Linked DNA regions of Homo sapiens: region 2 is linked to region 1. A link is an interaction called in ENCODE POLR2A ChIA-PET data of the cell type or tissue named here. Cell type or tissue: PC-3. All regions are shown on one strand. Links, peaks and the distances in the headings refer to the core of each region. The heading gives the core; the rest is flanking DNA.

What was found. Peaks named below come from ENCODE experiments on the same cell type or tissue, not always from the same donor. Only the 100,000 strongest peaks of a DNase experiment are listed, where the experiment ranks them.
Region 2: POLR2A ChIA-PET joins it to region 1 with 23 read pairs; 4 of 35 experiments call an interaction of 5 or more read pairs at or near these places.

The regions. Positions count from the first base shown.
Region 1 is chr19:7,925,940-7,936,012 of GRCh38, forward strand. It overlaps CTXN1 (cortexin 1), which reads right to left and starts at 196. Exons shown (of 2, transcript NM_206833.4): 1 at 28-196. It overlaps TIMM44 (translocase of inner mitochondrial membrane 44), which reads right to left. Exons shown (of 13, transcript NM_006351.4): 4 at 9,126-9,206; 5 at 8,150-8,299; 6 at 7,925-8,064; 7 at 7,546-7,631; 8 at 6,901-6,993; 9 at 6,688-6,812; 10 at 5,199-5,249; 11 at 2,138-2,227; 12 at 1,718-1,828; 13 at 779-1,367. The coding sequence ends at 1,248. LOC124904629 (a long non-coding RNA gene) reads left to right here. Exons shown (of 2, transcript XR_007067120.1): 2 at 634-871. RefSeq lists silencers at 111-380, 3,405-3,699 and an enhancer at 877-1,626. In PC-3, for the core only: CTCF peaks have their summits at 3,533, 3,734 and 7,710 (motif pointing left); a DNase peak (open chromatin) is centred at 2,952; H3K4me3 peaks cover 1,416 bases; H3K27ac peaks cover 3,236 bases.
Region 2 is chr19:8,171,969-8,182,041 of GRCh38, forward strand. It overlaps the pseudogene LOC100422633. Among named protein-coding and RNA genes, the nearest start is that of FBN3, 27 kb to the left of the region's middle. In PC-3, for the core only: no CTCF peak of the experiment used is centred there; a DNase peak (open chromatin) is centred at 2,913; H3K27ac peaks cover 304 bases.

The DNA of each region.
Region 1 (10,073 bases), core at 104-8,103:
CCGCCCCCGCCCCGGCGCGCCCCTCACCCTGGCTTCGACCCGGACGGGGACCGACCGCCCGGCGGCCGCGCTCTCTCAGGGACCCGCGCCGGCTGCGCGTTCGGCCTCTCCCCGGCGGCGGCGGCGGCGGCCCGGGCTCCGGCTCAGCCCACCCCACCCGCCCCTGGAGCGGCGGAGACCGAGGCAGGCAAGCAGCGCGCGAGCCGGGCCGCCGCGGCTGTTCCTATGGCGACGGGGGCGGGGCCGCCGCGGGGGGCGGGGCTGCAGGGGGCGGAGGCTGCGCAGGGAGCGGCGCGCGAGCCAGCGACCCCGCCCGGGCCTGCGGGAGGACGGAACCCCAGCCCCGAGGACCCGCGAGCACCCACGACCTCGCCGGGGAGTGGGCAGCTGCCACTCCCACCTCCCCTGGCACTTCGGGCCCCCCAGCCTGCCCTGTGCCTGCATTCTCCTCCGCGATAGACCCCACTCGAGACTCCCTGTTTGTGGGGGGACCTCAGTGGCCCTAAAACACTCATATGGGCACTCAAGCTCCCCCGGCCCTGGGGACCTCAATTCTCAGAGAGCTCAGGCAGGTCACTGGGATGAGTAAGTCCCCCTAGTTTTGTCTGTCACTGGCCTCGTCTTCCAACTCAGGGTCCAGCCCTGGGCAAGGCGTCCACCCACTGCGGCTGCAGTTCCTCACTCGACCTTGACCGCCTCCCACAGCAGCCGCCTGCTCCCACCCCCACCATCGCCTCGGCCACTCCCGCGCCAGAGAAGACACTTCAGACTCCGTAGCTGCTCTTCTGCAATTCGGTGTTTTATTCTTTCCAAATCTCAGGCTTATGCACAAGATGGAAGAGCACTGTTAAAATTAAAAAATGGACCTAAAGTGGCTTGGCTGACGTGGCTAGCGGGCCACTGAGCCGCGGGTCCCGGGTCCCACCCTGCTGTGGGGGGAGTCCCTGGGCCCTGGGGCCTCTTGGCACTGTGTGACCTGTGTGCACCCCAGGTGACCAGGCGCCGGGACCCCTGCAGGGCAGAGCAACAGGGCAGGGGTTGGCCCTGCGGGGGAGTGTCTCCAGCTGCCGCGCACCCGCAACAGCCCGTTGTCCCCTCCCGGGCCAGCTGGTCTTGCAGCCGTCCTGGCAGAGCTGGGGGCAGAGCCCGCAGTCTTGTTCCCAGAGGTCTGGAGTTGCCGCAGGTGGTGTTGCGGTGCCTCTGTGCCTGATGACCCAGGCCGGGGCTACCTGGCTCCGGCACCACACTCAGAGAATCTGCTCGGTGCTGGAGGCCGAGATGTCCAGGAGCCGCCAGGCCGCGTAGGGGTTGAGCTCGTCCTGGTCTCGGCAGAGCGCCCACACGTACAGCATCCGCAGCACCTTGTCCTGCAGGGTGGGGTGGGAAGGGCACTGTTGAGAGGGTTGAGGTGACCCAGGCAGCTCTGGGGGGGGGCCAGGCTCTGTGGGGCAGGAGCCACCGGCAACTTCCCCAGGGGCTGGGAGCAGAGGCCAGCACAATTGCCTAGACTCAGGAACCACTCAGCCTTGGTAAAAACAGACAGGTCTGCTGGTCTCCGACCTCCCTCAACCCCAAACTCTGGCCCAGAGGTTTCTCCACATCCCCACCCAGTCCCAGAGCTTCAGGGCTCTGAGCTGGGGTCTCTGCCAGGTGGCCACACACAGATCTTGGGGACAGGCGGTGTCATGTGCCTGCCCCATCCCACTCCCTCACTCACCGGGTCACCCTCCACCACCTCGCCTTTGGGGTTCCTGACCACCATCACCAGCTGTGCCTGGAAGGTGATGATCAGCACCGGCCCCTGCTCCATCATCTTGCCCATGGCCAGCTGCAGAGGGGCCGAGAGGGGGGATGTGCCTCAGAGGACAGCCCGGCTGCTCCCCTGGAGGTGAAACCCCTGCGCCTAGGCCCTGCTAGGAGAAGGCTCCAGCACCAGGCCCAGCACCGGTCCCTCCCCGTGGGCCTTGCCTCTCAGGCCAGGACCAGGCCTCCCTCGAGACCCTCCCCTTGGACAAGCCCAAGACCTCTTGGATCAGCCCATGGCCCCCAGCCCCTGGCAAGGCCACCTCCTGGGCCTTGTCTGGGCCATAGTTCCCACCCCCGATGGTGGCCCGGGCCCCCACTGCGAGGTGCTTACGTCGACGTTGTCAATGTCTAGGATGCGAGAATGGAACTGGAGACCCAGTGCCTTGGCCTGCTGGATGGGGTGGGCCAGCTGGCTGTAAGTCTGCAATGAGAGGCCGACACGCCTGCGTGATGCCACCCAGGGTGGGCACCACGCCACACAGAGCTGCTGCCCACACACCCTGGCGCCCAGGTGCCCTGCCGCCAGCCAGCAATGGCAGAGGCCAAGAACCCAGGTCCAAGTGGGGAGGCAGGTGCCACCCACTTACTGGCCCAGATCACACGCTTCCCACTCCTGGGAACAACACTCTATCCAGATGACCCAATGAAAACAGGATTAATCAGCAAAGTGGGTGATTCTCTTGGAACAAAATCCCAAATCTACTCCCAGGGCTAAGCTGGCGGCCCCTTGGCTGATCTTTAATACTTCCATATTCGCCGCACTCTGAATCTTGGCCTGAGATCAAACGCCTCTTCTAGGATCTGTCCTCAGCCTGAGGCTGCCTCTGTCACTGACCAGCCCCCAGTGTCACCCTCAACCCCCTGCGCCTGTGCCAGGCACAGGAAGCAGCCCCCGAGACACGTTTTCGCTGGAGGTTTCTCTGGGCTTGGCATGAAACCATGAGAGAAAAGATGTTCTGATAGCATCTACTTTTTATGGAAATGACTGATCCGCGGAGGGGAGAGAAAAAAAAAACAGAGCCAATCCTACTTGTTCGGTTTCTTAAAGGTGACATTTTAAAAACACTTCTGTGGACGTGGCTGGAACTTCAGCTGTGTTTCCAGGGCACCAGCAGCTCCCTGGCAAAGCGAGTCAGCTGTGGCGTAATGGTCCCAAGGTAAAAACAAAACAAAAAACCAAAAAAAAAAAAAAAAAAAAAAAAATCCACATCGAAACTCATAAATGCCTGCTGGATTAGTCACCATGCAGGGGAGTATTTAAAAAGAAAATCTGACATCTTCTCCTCTGCTTTTTCCAAGTTGTTTATGAGCTGGGTGCAGAATAGAATTAGCCAAGAACGATTCTGGATCGCTTAATACGAAGAAGCCAGGGGAAAGAAACACACAGGTCGGGGAGCGAATAGGGTGAGATGAGGTGGCCTGAGGAGATGAGAGCTGGGAGCCCCACAGGGATGGACTCGGGCAGGGACAGGGAGGCTGCCAGGGATGGGGCAGACAGCTAGACCAGACCCCAGGTACGCGGTGCTGCTGGTGGCCCCCGAACCCCAAGCTTTGACTCTGAGAAGCAGCTGAGGCCTCATCAGGACACAGCTCCTTCCTGGTGTGGGAAGACTATCGATGTTTTGTTTGGATCTATGTTTCAGGATCATGTCGTGAGGACAGCTAGAGGCTCCCAGGGCCTGGGGAGGGGCACCCACTGCCGCAACCCCATCCGTGCCCCATAGGTGGCGGCCCCGGGTCACCGATGAAAGCTCCCCCAACTCTTCCAGGGGCTGTTTGGTTACCAGGGTTACCTCTGTGGGTTCCCTCTGGCCCGGGGCCAGCACTGCCCTGGTTTCTGTGATCACACTTCATTCTCACGACCCGTGGGAGGTGAGCACAGGGACTCTGCTCTGGCCTGGGAAGTGGGATGGGTGACACCTTCAAACCCCACTTGACTCCCAGCCCCCCCCCAGTCATGTGGGAGACCCACACTGTCCCTGACCCCCGGCCCCAGCCTGCACCCCAGGCCACTGCAGCCACCTGAAATAGGGCAGTCGGCCCCCAGACACCTCATTTTACTTCATGGCTGCAACCACCTCTCCTGGGACTCTCCTTCCCTAAATTATTATTTCTTTTTTTTTAAGACAGTCTCGCTCTGTTGCCCAGGCTGGAGTGCAGTGGTGCAATCTCGGCTCACTGCAGCCTCCGCCTCCTGGGTTCTAGCGATTCTCCTGCCTCAGCCTCCCGAGTAGCTGGGATTACAGGCGCCCACCACCAGGCCTGGCTAATTTTTGTATTTTTAGTAGAGACAGGGTTTCACCATGTTGGCCAGACTGGTCTCGAACTCCTGACCTCAGGTGATCCGCCCGCCTCAGCCTCCCAAGGTGCTGGGATGACAGGCGTTAGCCACCGTGCCCGACCTATTTCCTTAGTGACAGTGTCTTGATCTGTCACCCAGGCTGGAGTGCTGTGCTGCGATGACTCACTGCAGCCTTGACCTCGTGAGCTCAAGTGATCCTCCCACCTCAGCCTCCCTAATAGCTGGGACAACAGGTGCCTGCCTCCATGCTTGGCTCTTTTTTTTTTTTTTTTTTTTTTGGAGACAGAATCTTGCTCTGTTGCCCAGGCTGAAGTGCAGTGGCGCGACCTCAGCTCACTGTAACCTCCACCTCCCGGATTTAAGCAATTCTACTGCCTCAGCCTCCCCAGTAGCTGGGATTACAGACATGCACCAGCATGCCTGGCTAACTTTTTATTTTAGTAGAGATGGGGTTTCACCATGTTGCCCAGGCTGGTCTCGAACTCTTGAGCTCAGGCAATCGCCTGCCTTGGCATCCCAAAGTGCTGGGATTACAGGCATGAGCCACCGCACCCTGCCACTTGGCTCATTTTAAATGTTTTTGTAGAGACGGGATCTTGCTATGTTTCCCAGGCTAGTCTTGAATGCTTGGGCTCAAGCAATCTCCCGCCTTGGGCTGCTGGGATTGAAAGCATAGGCCACCGTGCCCAGACCTAACCAAAATTATTTTAAGATTGGAGGGAAAAAAAAGGCCCAGTAAAATTGGCAGCTTTGTGATCTCTCACAGGCCCAGGGGACACCCCCAACCAGCCATCTCTTAGACACCAGCCCAGAGAAGGATTCTCCCTAACAAAGTTTACAGTCTGGGAGCAAAGGACTGGCGGGTGACCCGGTGTCCAGCCTGAGAGCCCAGATGTGTCACATGCTGAGGAATGGAAAGGGGCAGGGGGGGATGTCAGGCTCTCGGAGGGTGAGACGTGAGGATTCCCCCACCGGGAGCCCAGGTCCTGCCTGTTGGGAGCTACCCCAACGGAGCCACCGAAGTGGAACTTCTCCATGGTGATTTTTTAGGCCTTAAAAAAAAAAAAAGAAAAAGAAAGGAAGTACTCACAGCTTCATAGCACCAGTCTTTGAGAATGTCAAGCTCTCCAGAAATCATGGCCTAAAAAGGAAGGGAAAATAAGCACCAGAACGAGAGTGGGCTTTTCAGGCAGCAGGCGAGGTCCTGGGAACATTCTCCAGTGGTGCGGGGTGGGGAGTTTCCTCAGACACCCCCGGCTGCCACCTGTGGGGCGCGGGTGGAGCTGTGGCACTGGGTGTCCCCCCCAGGCCCGTCCCTGCTGGTGTCAGTGCCTGGCTCTGGCCTAGGCACAGGCGGAGGGCGGCCTGCGGGCGACCACCCAGGAGGCACCCCACAGGGGGACCCCCCTGGAACCTGGTGGAGGAAGAGAAAGGTGGCTGGGGACCCAGCTTTCAGCCTGGTCAGGAATCCAAGCCAGGGAGATGAGGACCCAACTCCGGCTCCCGCAGTGAGCCCATGTCCTCTGTCCCCCCAGGGGACCACATTTCGGACTGCAAGGCCCACCATGGGACCGGCTGCCTCCTAACTGCTGGGGGCAGCGAGAGGGAGGGGTGGGCTGCAGGGGGCGTGCCTGGGCTGGGAGCTGCTTCCACAGGATCCTGGAGCCTGGGCCGGATCCGATGAGGGGGAGGGAGGTGCCTGGAGCGGGGAGAAGAGCGGGAAGGAGCCGGATGCTGGTGGTGAAAGCTGTGAGCGGCAGGGGGCGGGTGGCCAGAACACTTGGCACCCATCACCCATCCCGGAAGGCACTGCGGTGCTCAGGCTGCTGTTTTGGGGCATGGCGCCCATCCGCACCACCTCCCAGCCCTGCCCGAAGTGGCGGGAAGGATACGGGAAACTGGAGGAGGAAGAGGACGTTGGGCGGAGGCCGGCGGGGCCAAGGATGGAGAGTCCCATGAAGGGCCTTCCAGAGGCCTGGCCCGACTGGGCCGAAGGTGTCCAGGCTCCTCCTGCATCCTGGGGGCTGCAGAGAGGCAGAGGCAGCAGGGAAGACAAGAGGCCACCAACCTCAGGGAGAGGCTTATAGGGGGCAGGCTGCAGCATGACCTTGAGCAAGATACCCTCATCTATAAGCCCAACAAGGGTCTGGTTGCCAGGGACAGCACCGTGAGGGAACCTCACGGCTGCAGCTCTGGGTCAGACGTGGCCTGGGGCCAGCTCTGATGTCTGAAGACAGACGCCCACTTCTCCCAAGGGGTGAGGGGCTCCAGGCACCTGAGACAATCCCTAGCCTCCAGCAGCTGCTCCCAGCAACCTCAAAGGAACAACAGCCTCAGGCAGGAGGAGTGAGGGAAACAGACCTGGAGGTACCGGAGGTGCCGGTAAGGCCCAGGAAGGGCTTCGGGCACAGCTCATGGGGCAGCTGCAGCCGGGCAGGAGCCCGTGTGCAACCAGCCTCCTCAGAAAACAGCCTCGGCAGCAGAGTTCCCTGGCAGCACCCAGGGTGCCGGCTGCGGCGGGGGAGGTGGTGGAGCCAGGACCTGCCGCCTGGGAGGGGTCCTGGGGGTGTGGCACCCACCTCCAGGACATTGGGGATGATGTCGTTCTCGCACTGTTTCAGAAACCGGTCCTTGTCAAAGGCCGGGTCCACCCGGAGGATCTCCGTGAGCACCTCCGACATCTCTGTCTTGGAGAACAGGCCCCCTGCAGGGAGCAGAGCCGGGAGTTCGGGGGGAAGGCCGGGGACCCCGCCCCACCACCAGCCTGCGAGGTCCAGGGATGACTCACTCACCCAGCAAGTCGGTGACCTTGTCCGTAAGGGCCCGGGATGCCCGGATGAACGCGTTGTCGCTTTCGTCATACTTCATCTTCATCTCGAAGAACCCTGTGGAAGATGGGGTAGGTGCTGGAGAAGGGGCCCCTTCCAGAAACACAACCCTCCCTCACAGCTTCTAGAGGCTCCCTGTGACCCCTGCGGGATCCACCCTGACACGGGTGGGGTCAGGGAGGGGACGGCTGTGGACCTGCATCCTCATCTGTGCTTGGGGACCGCTGCCTGCCCACCTACCTGGCCAGGCGCAGAGGCCCCTCAGCTGCGGCCCTAATGGGGCTGTGTAAGTTATGGGCCGCCACCCCACTGGCTGTTGCTTTCACTACAAAGGAAACACAGGCCTCTAGCAGTCCTCACAGGACAAGGGACAGGGGCCTGCGGCTCGTTTCGGGGCCCTGACTGTGCTTATGAGGGAGCACCTGGCTTCTGGCGGCAGAATCTACAGCCCCACCATCATGTGACCGCAAAGAAGTGACCGGCCCACTCTGACCCCGATCTCCTCCTCTGCAAAACGGGGCTGTCTTGTGCCCAATGCAGGGGGATCACCTTGCGGTCCACCAACTGCCCGGGACACAGTCACCTGCCCTCCAAGACACCTTCACTCACGGTTAAACACCACGTTGTTCTCCTTGAAGTCCTTCCACTGCTGGTACCACTTGGAGTCCTTGTGCAGCACGACCCCCAGGGCCTCCCTGGGGAAGAGGGTGGGCCCTGGGGTGAGCGGCGGCGCCAGGGCCACCCTGTGCCCTCCTGCGGCTGCAGGCAGGGGGCAGTACAGGACAGCAGGCAGCTGAGACCTCAAACCTAGGGGCTCTGAGGACCCCGCCCTCACCTCTCACCCTCAAATTCGAGGGAGCCGGGAACCTTGGGCAGAAGGCAAACTCAAGAAACGGACTCAGGAGGGAACCATTGGTGGGCTCCCGAAATGGACAGCAGTGAAAGCTGCCCAAAATGGGGGCAGCGAGGGCCACGGGCTGGTACCTACTCGTTTGGCTCAAACACTTTCTCCTCCTTGAACTTATCTCCCGCAAACTCCGTTCTCTTCCGGAGTCGCTGGGGCCTCCGGTAGGGCCCGGTCTGTCCCAGGACGCTGTCGTCAATTTCCTTCTTCACGGACTCCACCCCCTGCGAGGGAGGCACAGCGGGGCTGGGGTGGGTGTCTGGGTTCGGCCGCCCCAGGCTGCATGCCCTAGCCCAGGACTGGGCTCACCTGGGAGAGGGCTCTGAAGGCCGCTGTCCTGCCCAGCTTCTCCCCGCCTTTGGATACCGACTCGGCCGACTGCTTGGCCGTCTTGGCTGCTTCCTCCACGCCCTCCTTGATTTTCCGGCCGAGATCACTTTTACTGACTTCGTGAAGGCTCTACTGAGACAGACACAGAGAGGGGGCGTTGGCACCGGCCCTGGCGGCCGGGGGGCGGGGCAGGAGGAATGAATTCCTGCCGGAGAGAAGGGCGGATCTGGTTCCCCGAGGCCGGCAGAGGCCTTCTGTGCTCCTGTGGTACGCGGCACCCCCAGAGCCATGAGCACAACGGCACCCCCAGAGCCACGAGCACACCGCCACCCCCAGAGCCACGAGCACACCGGCACCCCCAGAGCCATGAGCACACCGGCACCCCCAGAGCCATGAGCACACCGCCACGGCTTCCGGGATGCTGGCCCTGGGCTCTGGGTGAGACGCTGGGTCTGCTGGCCCCTTTCCAAAATGGGCAGGAGTCCTCTGGAGACCCGGGAACTGCCTGGCAGCAAGGATTCCCAAGGAGGGGACCCCGGGGAAAGAACGGCGGTGAGGGCGCCCCATGCTGCGCAAAGCTGGACAGAACAGACAACCGAGGAGAGCCGCAGCACCCCAGGAATCCTGCCTCCCGCCTCTACCCTCGGGAGGGGGTGGAAGCGGCCCCTCTCCTCCTATTTTTAGGCAGGAAAAACATTTTCATGTTCTCCTCGAGTCCTGGCTAGCAGCACTTACTGCTGCCGACTCCCTGGGTCAACGGTCATGCAAGGTTGCCAGTCTGACCTCACCCTGCATGTGCCGGGAACTCCTGAAACCTTCCCGAGGGTGGCAGCACGCCCCATGCCACCCACTGCTGCCAAGCCACCCCCACCCAGGAGCCGACTCTTCCTCCAGCCTCCAGCGGCCAGGGGACTTTGATGGCCCCAGCGGCTCCAGGCGGGCGTGGAACTGTTACCTCCTTCACGGTGCCCGTCAGCTCCCCAAGCTTCTTCCGTAGCACCTCGCTCGTCCGCACGGTTTCTGACTCGATGGTTTTCTAGGTAAAGAGCGCTGTGTCCTTTTTTTTTTTTTTTTTTTTGAGACAATGTCTCCGTTGCCGAGGCTGGAGTACAGTGGCACGCTCTCGGCTCACTGCAACTTCCTCCTGCCAGATTCAAGCGATTTTCCTGCCCCAGCCTCCCGAGTAGCTGGGACTACAGGGCCCACCACCATGCCTGGCTAATTTTTGTATTTTCAGTAGAGACAGGGTTTTACCACGTTGGCCAGGCTGGTCTCAAACTTCTGACCTCAAGTGATCCACCCGCCTCGGCCTCCCAAAGTGCTGGGATTATAGGTGTGAGCCACTGTGCCTGGCCAACCGTTGTGTCTTTAAGTCTGTATGTTCTGACACGGCAGTGACATTTCTCTTACAGCCAAAGGTCCAAGAAGCATCTTCTCCGCAGCCCCTCCCTCCCCGCACCTGCCAGCATGTGCTGCCTCCAGGGCCCCCGGCTGCCCACATGGCTTGGATTGAGGGTCTCAGCAGCGGTGAGCTCCTTGCTCAGAAGGCCGGCAGACTCGGGTCCCCGCTTGGCAGCTACCTCCTGAGAACAGGAGGCCCAGCCTTCACCTTTCACCGGGTGGTAGGAGGTGGCCTTGCCTGTCATCACTGTGCCCCTCATCCAGCCTCCAGCCACCACAGCTTGGTCTTATGTCTCCCGCTCCATCCATCCCACTCCAAACTCAGCCTGCTATGTCTTCAGATGACCCCTGCATTAATGATAAAGAGGGGCTGGGCATGTGAGCTGTAGTCCCAGCTCTTTGGGAAGCTGAGATGGGAGGATCGCTTGAGCCCAGAGAGTTCGAGACCAGCACAGGCAACATGGCGAGACCCTGTCTCTAGAAATATAAAAAAATTAGCCAG
Region 2 (10,073 bases), core at 1,152-9,151, 250 kb after region 1:
AGGTGTCCAGGTATGAATTATGTCTCTGGCCACATGACACTAGACAAATTTAGAGATTCCCCCTAAGCCTCAGTTTTCTCATCTGTGACATGAGAGAAATAATACTAGGTTGGTGCAAAAATAATTGCGTTTTTTGCCATTACCTTTTTGTTTTAAAGACAGAGTTTCGCTCTGTTGCCAGGCTGGAGTGCAGTGGCATGATCTTGGCTCACTGCAACCTCCACCTCCCGGGTTCGAGCGATTCTCCTGCCTCAGCCTCCCGAGTAGCTGGGATTACAAGTGCGCGCCACCACACCCAGCTAATTTTGTATTTTTAGTAGAGATGGGGTTTCACCGTGTTGGTCAGGCTGATCTTGAACTCCTGACCTTGTGATCCACCTGCCTCAGCCTCCCAAAATGCTGGGATTACAGGTGTGAGCCACTGTGCCCAGCTTTGCCTTTACTTTTAATTGCAAAAACCGCAATAACTTTTGCACCAATGCAATATTTGCTTCTGGAGAGGATAGTGTAGGTTAAATGAGATGTTGGTGGATAACCCTTAGCAGAGGGGCTGGCATGATCCATTGTGGACCCTATAAATAGCCTAGAAAATTAGAAGAGAAGCTGGACGCAATGGCTGATGCCTATAATCCAAGCAATTTGGGAGGCCGAGACGGGAGGATCACTTGAGGCCAGGAGTTTGAGACCAGCCCGGGCAACATAGTGAGACCCCATCTCTAAAAATAATCTTTAAAAATTAGCCAAGATGGCCGGGCACGGTGGCTGACGTCTGTAATCCCAGCACTTTGGGAGGCCAAGGCAGGTGGATCACCTGAGGTCAGGAGTTCAAGACCAGCCTGGCCAACATGGTGAAACCCTGTCTCTACAAAAATACAGAAAAAAAATTAGCCGGGCATGATGGCAAGTGCCTGTAATCCCAGCTACTCGGGAGGCTGAGGCAGAAGAATAGCTTGAATCTGGGAGGCAGAGGTTGCAGTGAGCCATGATCCCACCATTGCACTCCAGCCTGGGCGACAGAGAGAGACTCTGTCTCAAAAAAAAAAAAAAAAAATTAGCCAGCCATGGTGGCATGCACCTATAGTCCCAGCTACTTGGGAGGCTGAGGTGGGAGGATCGCTTCAGCCCAGGAGTTCAAAGCTGCATTGAGCTATGACTGGGCCACTGCACTCCAGCCTGGGCAACAGAGTGAGACCCTGTCTTAATAATAAAAATACAGAAAGAAAAAGAAATGACAGTGTGTGGAGGAGCTCATAGAGGAGAGAAACAATGAAGGGCTTCCTAGTTTGGGGGGTCTTCGGAAGATGGGGCCCCATGGGAGGGGACTGGTCTTTGAGTTGTTGAGGTAATTTAATTCATTGTTCTTTCGTGAGCTAATTGTATGTGGAAATTTATGTAAATCTTTGGTAATCATCCTTTGAGGAATCTGCTGCTATCAAGAAAGAAAAAGTCAGTGTCAACCAGCAAAAAAATGGAAAAAATCAAATAGTGATTGCTGTTTTTTTTTTTTTTTTGAGACGGAGTCTTGCTCTTTCGCCCAGGCTGGAGTGCAGTGGCACTATCTCAGCTTACTGCAAGTTCTGCCTCCTGGGTTCATGCCATTCTCCTGCCTCAGCCTCCCAAGTAGCTGGGACTACAGGCACCCGCCACCATGCCCAGCTAATTTTTTGTATTTTTAGTAGAGACGGGGTTTCACCGTGTTAGTCAGGATGATGGTCTCGATCTCCTGACCTCGTGATCCGTCTGCCTCAGCCTCCCAAAGTGCTGGGATTACAGGCGTGAGCCACCACGCCCGGCCTTTTTTTTTGAGAGTGTCTCACTCTGTCACCCAGGCTGCAGTGCAGTGGCATGATCTCAGCTCACTGCAACTGCCACATCCTGGGTTCAAGTGATTCTCCTGCCTCAGCCTCCTGAGTAGCTGGGAGTACAGGCATGCGCCACCATGTCTGGCTAATTTTTGTATTTTTTTTTTTTTGTAGAGATGGGGATTCACCATGTTGACCAGGCTGGTCTTGAACTCCTGACCTCAAGCCATCTGCCCACCTCAGCCTCCCAAAATGCTGGGATTACAGGCATGAGCCACCGCGTCTGGCCTATTTGAATTTTTTTAATCCATACTGCAATGCTAGTGGAGAAGGAGAATGAGTTTTATGGTGTGGTTTCAAGAGCCCTGCAGAAAAAGTAAGTATCTTGAAGCAGGTTGTTATTATTATTATTATTATTATTATTATTATTATTATTATTATTTTCTGGAGACAGTCTCGCTGTGTTGCCCATGCTGGAGTGCAGTGGTGCGATCTCAGGTCACTGCAACCTCCGCCTCCTGGGTTCAAGCAATTCTCCTGTCTCAGGCTCCCAAGTAGCTGGGATTACAGGCCCAAGCCTCCACGCCCGGCTAATTTTTGTATTTTTGGTAGAGACAGGGTTTCATCATGTTGGCCAGGCTGGTCTTGAACTCCTGATCTCAAGTGATCCACCCACCTCAGCCTCCCAAAGTGGTGAGATTAAAGGTATGAGCCACTGCACACAGCCTATGTTGTTTGTTTGTTTGTTCGCTTGTTTATTTCTGAGACAGAGTCTCACTCTGTCGCCCAGGCTAGAGTGCAGTGGCACCATTGCAGCTCACTCCAGCCTCGACTTCCTGGGCCCAAGTGATCTTCCCACCTCAGCCTTCCAAGTAGCTGAGACTACAGGCATGGGCACAAAATGTTGAATAAAATAACACAGCCTTCGTTACCAGGAATCCTCAGTAAAGCAAAGCTCATCTACTACTATTTAGTTTTCGGTTTATTTGTGGACTCTTCGGTTCTTGCAGTGATGTATGTACTCATGATGAATTCTTCTTGGACACTGAACCATATCCTCTCACTGTGGAAAGCTGGGAATTACGCTAGTATTGTTCATCCACCACGTGGTATGCGGGCATTTCTGAACATTCCCTGACTTCAGAAAAAGATGACCCCAGGACATTTGGTGGTTTCTGTTGGCCAGTTCAGACCTGAAATTAATCTTCCTTTGCAGATCAGAGCTTTTGAGAAATAGTTAAACAAGATGATTGAGGCCAGGCGCGGTGGCTCATGCCCGTAATCCCAGCACTTTCGGAGGCTGAGGCAGGTGGGTTACCTGAAGCCAGGAGTTCAAGACCAGCCTGGCCGACATGGTGAAACCATGTTACTACTAAAAATACAAAAAACATTAACCAGGCATGGTGGCATGTGCCTGTAATCCCAGCTTCTTGGGAGGCTGAGGCATGAGAATTGCTTGAACCCAGGAGGCGGGGTTGCAGCGAGCTGAGATCGTGCCACTGCACTCCAGCCTGGGTGATAGAGCAAGACTCTATCTCAAAAACAAGATGGTGATTGAGTCACCTCCTTTATTGAAACCTGTTCTCATTAGAGATTGTTGTACCAAAGATGATGAGACTTCAGATGAACCAACTAAGAAAGCTGTCTGAGGATTTAGGAATTTTAAAAGGTGTGGAATTTCAAAGAAATATTCCATTTTGATGAAGTAAAGGTTAAAGAAGTGCTTGTCTGAAGAGACAGTTGATCTGCATACCACGCAGAACAAGTATTTTGGGATGGGTGTTGTGAAAGTTTTGGCCAACACAATTTTTTTTTTTTTTTTTGAGACAGAATCTTGCTCTGCCATCCAGGCTGGAGTGCAATAGCATGATCTCGGCTCACTGCAAGCTCCACCTCCCAGGTTCAAGCGATTCTCCTGCCTCAGCCTCCTGGGTAGCTGGGACTACAGGCAGGTGCCACTATGCCCGGCTAATATTTTGCATTCTTAGTAGAGACTGGGTTTCACAGTCTTAGCCAGGATGGTCTTGATCTCCTGACCTCGTGATCTGCCCACCTCAGCCTCCCAAACTGCTGGGATTACAGGCGTGAGCCACCATGCCGGCCTTTTTTTTTTTTTTAAGAGATAGGGTCGGTCCAGGCCAGGTGCGGTGGCTCACCCCTGTAATCCTAGCACTTTGGGAGGCCGAGGCAGGCAGATTGCCTGAGCTCAGAAGTGTGAGACCACGCTGGGTAACATGGTGAAACCCCGTCTCTACTGAAATACAAAAAATTAGCCAGATGTAGTGGTGTACGCCTGTAGTCCCAGCTACTCGGGAGGATGAGGCAGGAGAATTGCTTGAACCCGGGAGATGGAGGTTGCAATGAGCTGAGATCACTCCAGTGCACTCCAGCCTGGGTGACAGAGTGAGACTCCATCCCCCAAAAATATATATATAAATAAATCCAATAAATAAATAAATGAGATAGGGTCGGTTGGGCATAGTGGCTCACACCTGTGATCCCAGCACTTTGGGAGGCCGAGGCGGGTGGATCACCTGAGGTCAAGAGTTCGGGACCACCCTGGCCAACATGGTGAAACTCCGTCTCTACTAAAAATACAAAAATTAGCCAGGCGTGGTGGTGCATGTCTGTAATCGCAGCTACTCGGGAGGCTGAGGCAGGGAATTGCTTGAACCCGGGAGGCGGAGGTTGTAGTGAGCCAAGATCGTGCCACTGCCCTCCAGCCTGGGCGACAGAGCAAGACTCCATCAAAAAAAGAAAAAAAAGACTGGGTCTTTCTGTCACCCAGGCTGGCGTGCAGTGACATGATTATAGCTAACTGCAACCTCGACCACTGCGGCTCATGTGATCCTCCTGCATCAACCTCCTGAGTAGCTGGGACTACAGGTGCACACAACCACACCCAGTTAATTTTTAAAGTTTTTGTAGAGATGAGGTCTCAATATGTTGCCAGAGCTGGTCTCAAACTCCTGGGCTCAAGGAGTTCAAAAGTTACGAAAATTATAAGTTACCTTTTTGAGAGAGAGAGAAAGTCTTGCTATGTTGCCCAGGCTGGAGTGCGGTGGTTATTCACAGACAGGATCATGGCACACTACAGCCTTGAACTCCTGGGCTCAAATGGTCCTCCTGCCTCAGCCTCCCAAGTAACTGAGAATACAGGTACATGCCCAGCTAAAAGTTACTTTAATTAAAGGTAACTATCTAGGCCGGGCACAGTGGCTCACGCCTGTAATCCCAGCACTTTCGGAGGCCGAGGCGGGCGGATCACGAGGTCAGGAGATCGAGACCATCCTGGCTAAGACAGTGAAACCCCGTCTCTACTAAAAATACAAAAAATTAGCAGGGCGTGGTGGCAGGCGCCTCTAGTCCCAGCTACTTGGGAGGCTGAGGCAGGAGAATGACGTGAACCTGGGAGGCAGAGCTTGCAGTGACCCGAGATCACGCCACTGCACTCCAGCCTGGGCAACAGAGCGAGACTCCATCTCAAAAAAAAAAAAAAAAAAAAAGGTAACAACCTAGGCAGGGTGCGGTGGCTCATGCCTATAATTTCAGAACTTTGGGAGGCTGAGGCAGGCAGATCACGAGGTCAGGAGATCAAGACCAGCCTGGCCAACACGGCAAAACCCCATCTCTACTAAAAATACAAAAATTAGCTGGGCGTGGTGGCACCTGCCTGTAATCCCAGCTACTCAGGAGGCTGAGGCAGGAGAATTGCTGGAACCCGGGAGGTGGAGGTTGCAGTGAGCTGAGATCGTGCCATTGCACTCCAGCCTGGGTGACAGGACAAGACTCCGTCTCAAAAAAAAAAAAAAAAAAAAAAATCTATAGTAAATGCCTTCTAAAACCGTATCTTTATCACTGCCCTATAACTCTATATAGATTCTTGGCTACTAAGCCAATAGCTGGGATGATATAAATGTAATGCAGCTGCTATCTGAATAACAAGCATGGAAAAGTGAATATGTGTGTGTGCAGATAATGCTCTACAAACATACAACTTATGACATTTTCTGTAACCATAATCAATTTCTTGTAGTTCAGTGAGTTGACCCCCTTCATGATCAGTGTTAGGGGCATGTGAAAGAGGTGATTGGTTGATTGATTGATTGATTGATTGATTTAGAGACAGAGTCTCTGTCTGTCACCCAGGCTGGAGTGCAAAGGTGTGATCTTGGCTCGCTGAAACCTCCGCCTCCTGGCTGCAAGCAATTCTGCTGCCTCAGCCTCCCGATTAGCTGGAAATACAGGCACCTGCCACCACGCCCAGCTAATTTTTGTATTTATATTGAAGACGGGATTTCACCATGTTGGCCAGGCTGGTCTCAAACTCCTGAACTCAAGTGATCCACCCACCTCGGCCTCCCAAAGTGCTGGGATTACAGGCATGAGCCACCACACCTGACCAAAGAGGTGTATTATTCTTTTGCAATTTCCTTTTAACCAGCTGGTTTTGTTATCTACTTCTGATTATGTCGCTGATACAGGCCATTTTCTGTTATCAGATCAAAAAGCAGCAAAGCCAGGCATAGTAGTGCACAACTATAGTCTCAGCTACTCAGGAGCCTGATGGGAGAATTGCTTGAGCCCAGATTGAGGCCACATTGAGCTGAGATGGCACTACCATACTCTAGCCTGGGTGACAGAGCGAGACCCTGTCTCAATTAAAAAAAGAAAAGAAAAGAAACAGGCCAGGCGCGGTGTCTCACGCCTGGAATCCCAGAACTTTAGGAGGCCGAGGCGGGTGGATCATTTGAGGTCAGGAGTTTGAGACCAGCCTGGCCAACATGGTGAAACCCTGTCTGTACTAAAAATACAAAAATTAGCCAGATATGGTGGCAGGCGCCTGTAATCCCAGCTACACAGGTTGCTGAGGCAGGAGAATCGCTTGAACCCAGGAGGCAGACAGAGGTTGCAGTGAGCCGAGATTGCGCCATTGCACTCCAGCCTAGGTGACAGAGTGAGACTCCATCTCAAAAAACAAACAAACAAAGAAAACACAAAACTTTTATGGAATTCCAGAATCCTTTCTTCCTTCACTACTTCCTCTACTTTTGCTCTATTTCAAATTATTTATTTTTGACCTCATAATTTTTTGTGTGTGGATGGGTAGGCAGAATGAATTAACAGTACAAATCTTACCTCAAAGACTAGCTATAAAATAAGAAAAAGCGCCAAGCCAGAGTTTGAACTTCCAGGTTATAATACTGATTCTGTCATCAAACAGCTTTGTGACACCAAAGGAGTTTACTAAGTTCTTTGGATTTATTTATTATTATGTTAGATGGAGTGTCACTCTATTGCCCAGGCTGGAGTGCAGTGGCACAATCTCGGCTCACTGCAACATCTGCCTCCTGGGTTCAAGCGATTCTCCTGCCTCAGCCTCCCGAGTAGCTGCGATTACAGGCATGTGCCACCTTGCCCAGCTAATTTTTGTCTTTTTAGTAGAGACGGGGTTTCACCATGTTGGCCAGGCTGGTCTCAAACTCCTGGTCTCTAGTGATTTGCCTGCCTTGGCCTCTCAGAGTACTGAGATTACAGACGTGAGCCACTGTGCCCAGCTGGAAATGGATTTTAAATCTCTGAGATGTGAAAGCATTTTCTAAGCTTAAGAGCAGAGGGCAAAATGGTCAAGCAATGTACTGAGTTGTCTCTCTTTAAAACTTAAAGAGGAATTCTTAGCCAGGTGCTGTGGCTCATGCCTGTAATCCCAGCACTTTGGGAGGCCAAGGTGAGAGAATCACTTGAGCCCAGGAGTTTGAGACCAACTTGGGCAATGTAGTGAGACCACATCTCTGCAAAAAATAAAAATTAGCTGGGTATGGTCGCACATGCCTGTAATCCCACCTACTTGGGAAGCTGAGGTGGGAGGATCACTTGAACCCAGGAGGCTGAGGCTTCTGTGAGCTATGATAGTTCCACTGCACCCCAGCCTGGGCAACACAGTAAGACTCTATCTCTAAAAAAGAAAAGAGAATGAGACATCTTTTGTCTATTTTAATCTAACCTTTTTTTTTTTTTCCTGAAGACTCTTACCCCAGCTTGCAGCTTTTTTTTTTTTTTTTTTTTTTTTGACAGAGTTTTGCTTTGTCGTCCAGGCTGGAGTGCAGTGGCGTAATTTCGGCTCACTGCAACCTCTGCCTCCCAGGTTCAAGTGATTCTCCTGTCTCAGCCTCCCTAGTAGCCAGGATTACAGACACACACCACCATGCCCAGCTCATTTTTGTATTTTTAGTAGAGATGGGGTTTTGCCATGTTGGCCAGGCTGGTCTCAAACTCCTGGCCTCAGGTGATCCACCCTCCTCAGCCTCCCAAAGTGCTGGGATTACAGGCATGAGCGACTGTGCCCGGCCAGCTTGCTGCTTTTAGCATAAATTTCAGGCTTCTGGTGAGCTCTTGGCAACATGTACCAAGAATCATAACGTGTTTGCCTTTTTCCAGCCAGTATTTCCACTGCTGGGAATCCATGAGAAAGAAATATGAGAAATAGGCAAATATTTACATATAACAATGCTTCTGTTATTGTTATTTTAATATTCAGTTAGTGCAAAGCCTGAGGTATCCGGTACGCTGTGTACAATCACGTGATAAGATCCAATATGCAGTTATGAAAAATGTTTGTAGATTTTCTTTAACAATATGTAAAATATTTTCATACTATTTTTACAGAAAAAAGCAGGATATTGGGAGGCCAAAGCAGGCGGATCACTTGAGGCAAGGTGTCCAAGGCCAGCCTGGCCAACATGGTGAAACCCCATATCTACTAAAAATACAAAAAATTAGCAGAGTGTGGTGGCACAAGCCTGTAATCCCAGCTATTTGGGAGGCTGAGGCAGGAGAATTGCTTGAACCTGGGAGGCAGAGGTTGCAGTGAGCCGAGATGGCACCATTGCACTCCAGCCTGGGTGACAGAGTGAGACTCCATCTCAAAAAAAAAAAAAAAAGAAAGAAAAAGAAAAATGCAGGATATAGGATAAAACATTTTTTTCTAGATGTTGCCGTAATTAAAAATTTTGTTGCCTATATGGCCAGGAGTGGTGGCTCACGCCTGTAATCCCAGCACTTTGCGAGCCGAGGTGGGTGGATCACTTGAGGCCAGGAGTTCGAGATCAGCCTGGGCAACATGGTGAAACCCCATCTCTACTAAAAATACAAAAATTAGCCGGGCGTGGTGGTGCATGCCTGTAATGCCAGCTACTCGGGAGGGTGAGGCATGAGAAGTGCTTGAGTCCGGGAAGTGGAGGTTGCAATAAGCTGAGATTACACCGCTGTGCTCCACCCTGGGTGACAAAGCAAGACTGACTCAAAAAAAAAAAAAAAAAAAAAAGATGTTTCCTATATAGCAACAGGAAATCTCACTCTTTGCTGAGAGAAATGCCAAACAGTACAGCCACTCTAGAAGACAGTGTGACAGCTTCTTACAAAACTAAACATACTCTTACCATATAACCAATTAATTTCACTCCTAGATATTTACCCAAACGAGTTGAAAGCTCATGTCTACAAGAAAACCCGCACATGGGCCAGGTGCAGTGGCTCATACCCGTAATCCCAACACTTTGGGAGACCGAGGCGGGCAGATCACGAGGTCAGGAGTTCAAGACCAGCCTGGCCAATATGGTGAAACCCTGTCTCTACTAAAAATACAAAAATTAGCTGCGCGTGGTGGCATGTGCCTGTAGTCCCAGCTACTCAGGAGGCTGAGGCAGGAGAATCACTTGAACCCGTGAGGCAGAGGTTGCAGTGAGCCGAGATCACACCACTGCACTCCAGCCTGGGCGACACAGGGAGACTCCGACTCAAAAAAAAAAAAACAAACTGGCCGGGTGCGGTGGCTCATGCCTGTAATCCCAGCACTTTGGGAGGCCGAGGCGGGAGGATCACGAAGTCAGGAGATCGAGACCATCCTGGCTAACACGGTGAAACCCTGTCTCTACTAAATATACAAAAAATTAGCCGGGCATGGTGGCAGGTGCCTGTAGTACCAGCTACTCGGGAGGCTGAGGCAGGAGAATGGCGTGAACCCAGGAGGCAGAGCTTGCAGTGAGCCGAGATGGCGCCACTGCACTCCAGCCTGGGCGAGAGAGTGAGACTCTGTCTCAAAACCAAAAAAACAAAACAAAACAAAACCTGCACACGGATGTTTACAGCAGTATTATTCATAATTGCATAAAACTTGGAAGCAACCAAGATGCCCTTCGGGAGTTGAATGAATAAATAAACAGTGGTACTTTCAGACAATGGGAACTCATTAATTAAAATAAATGAGCTCTT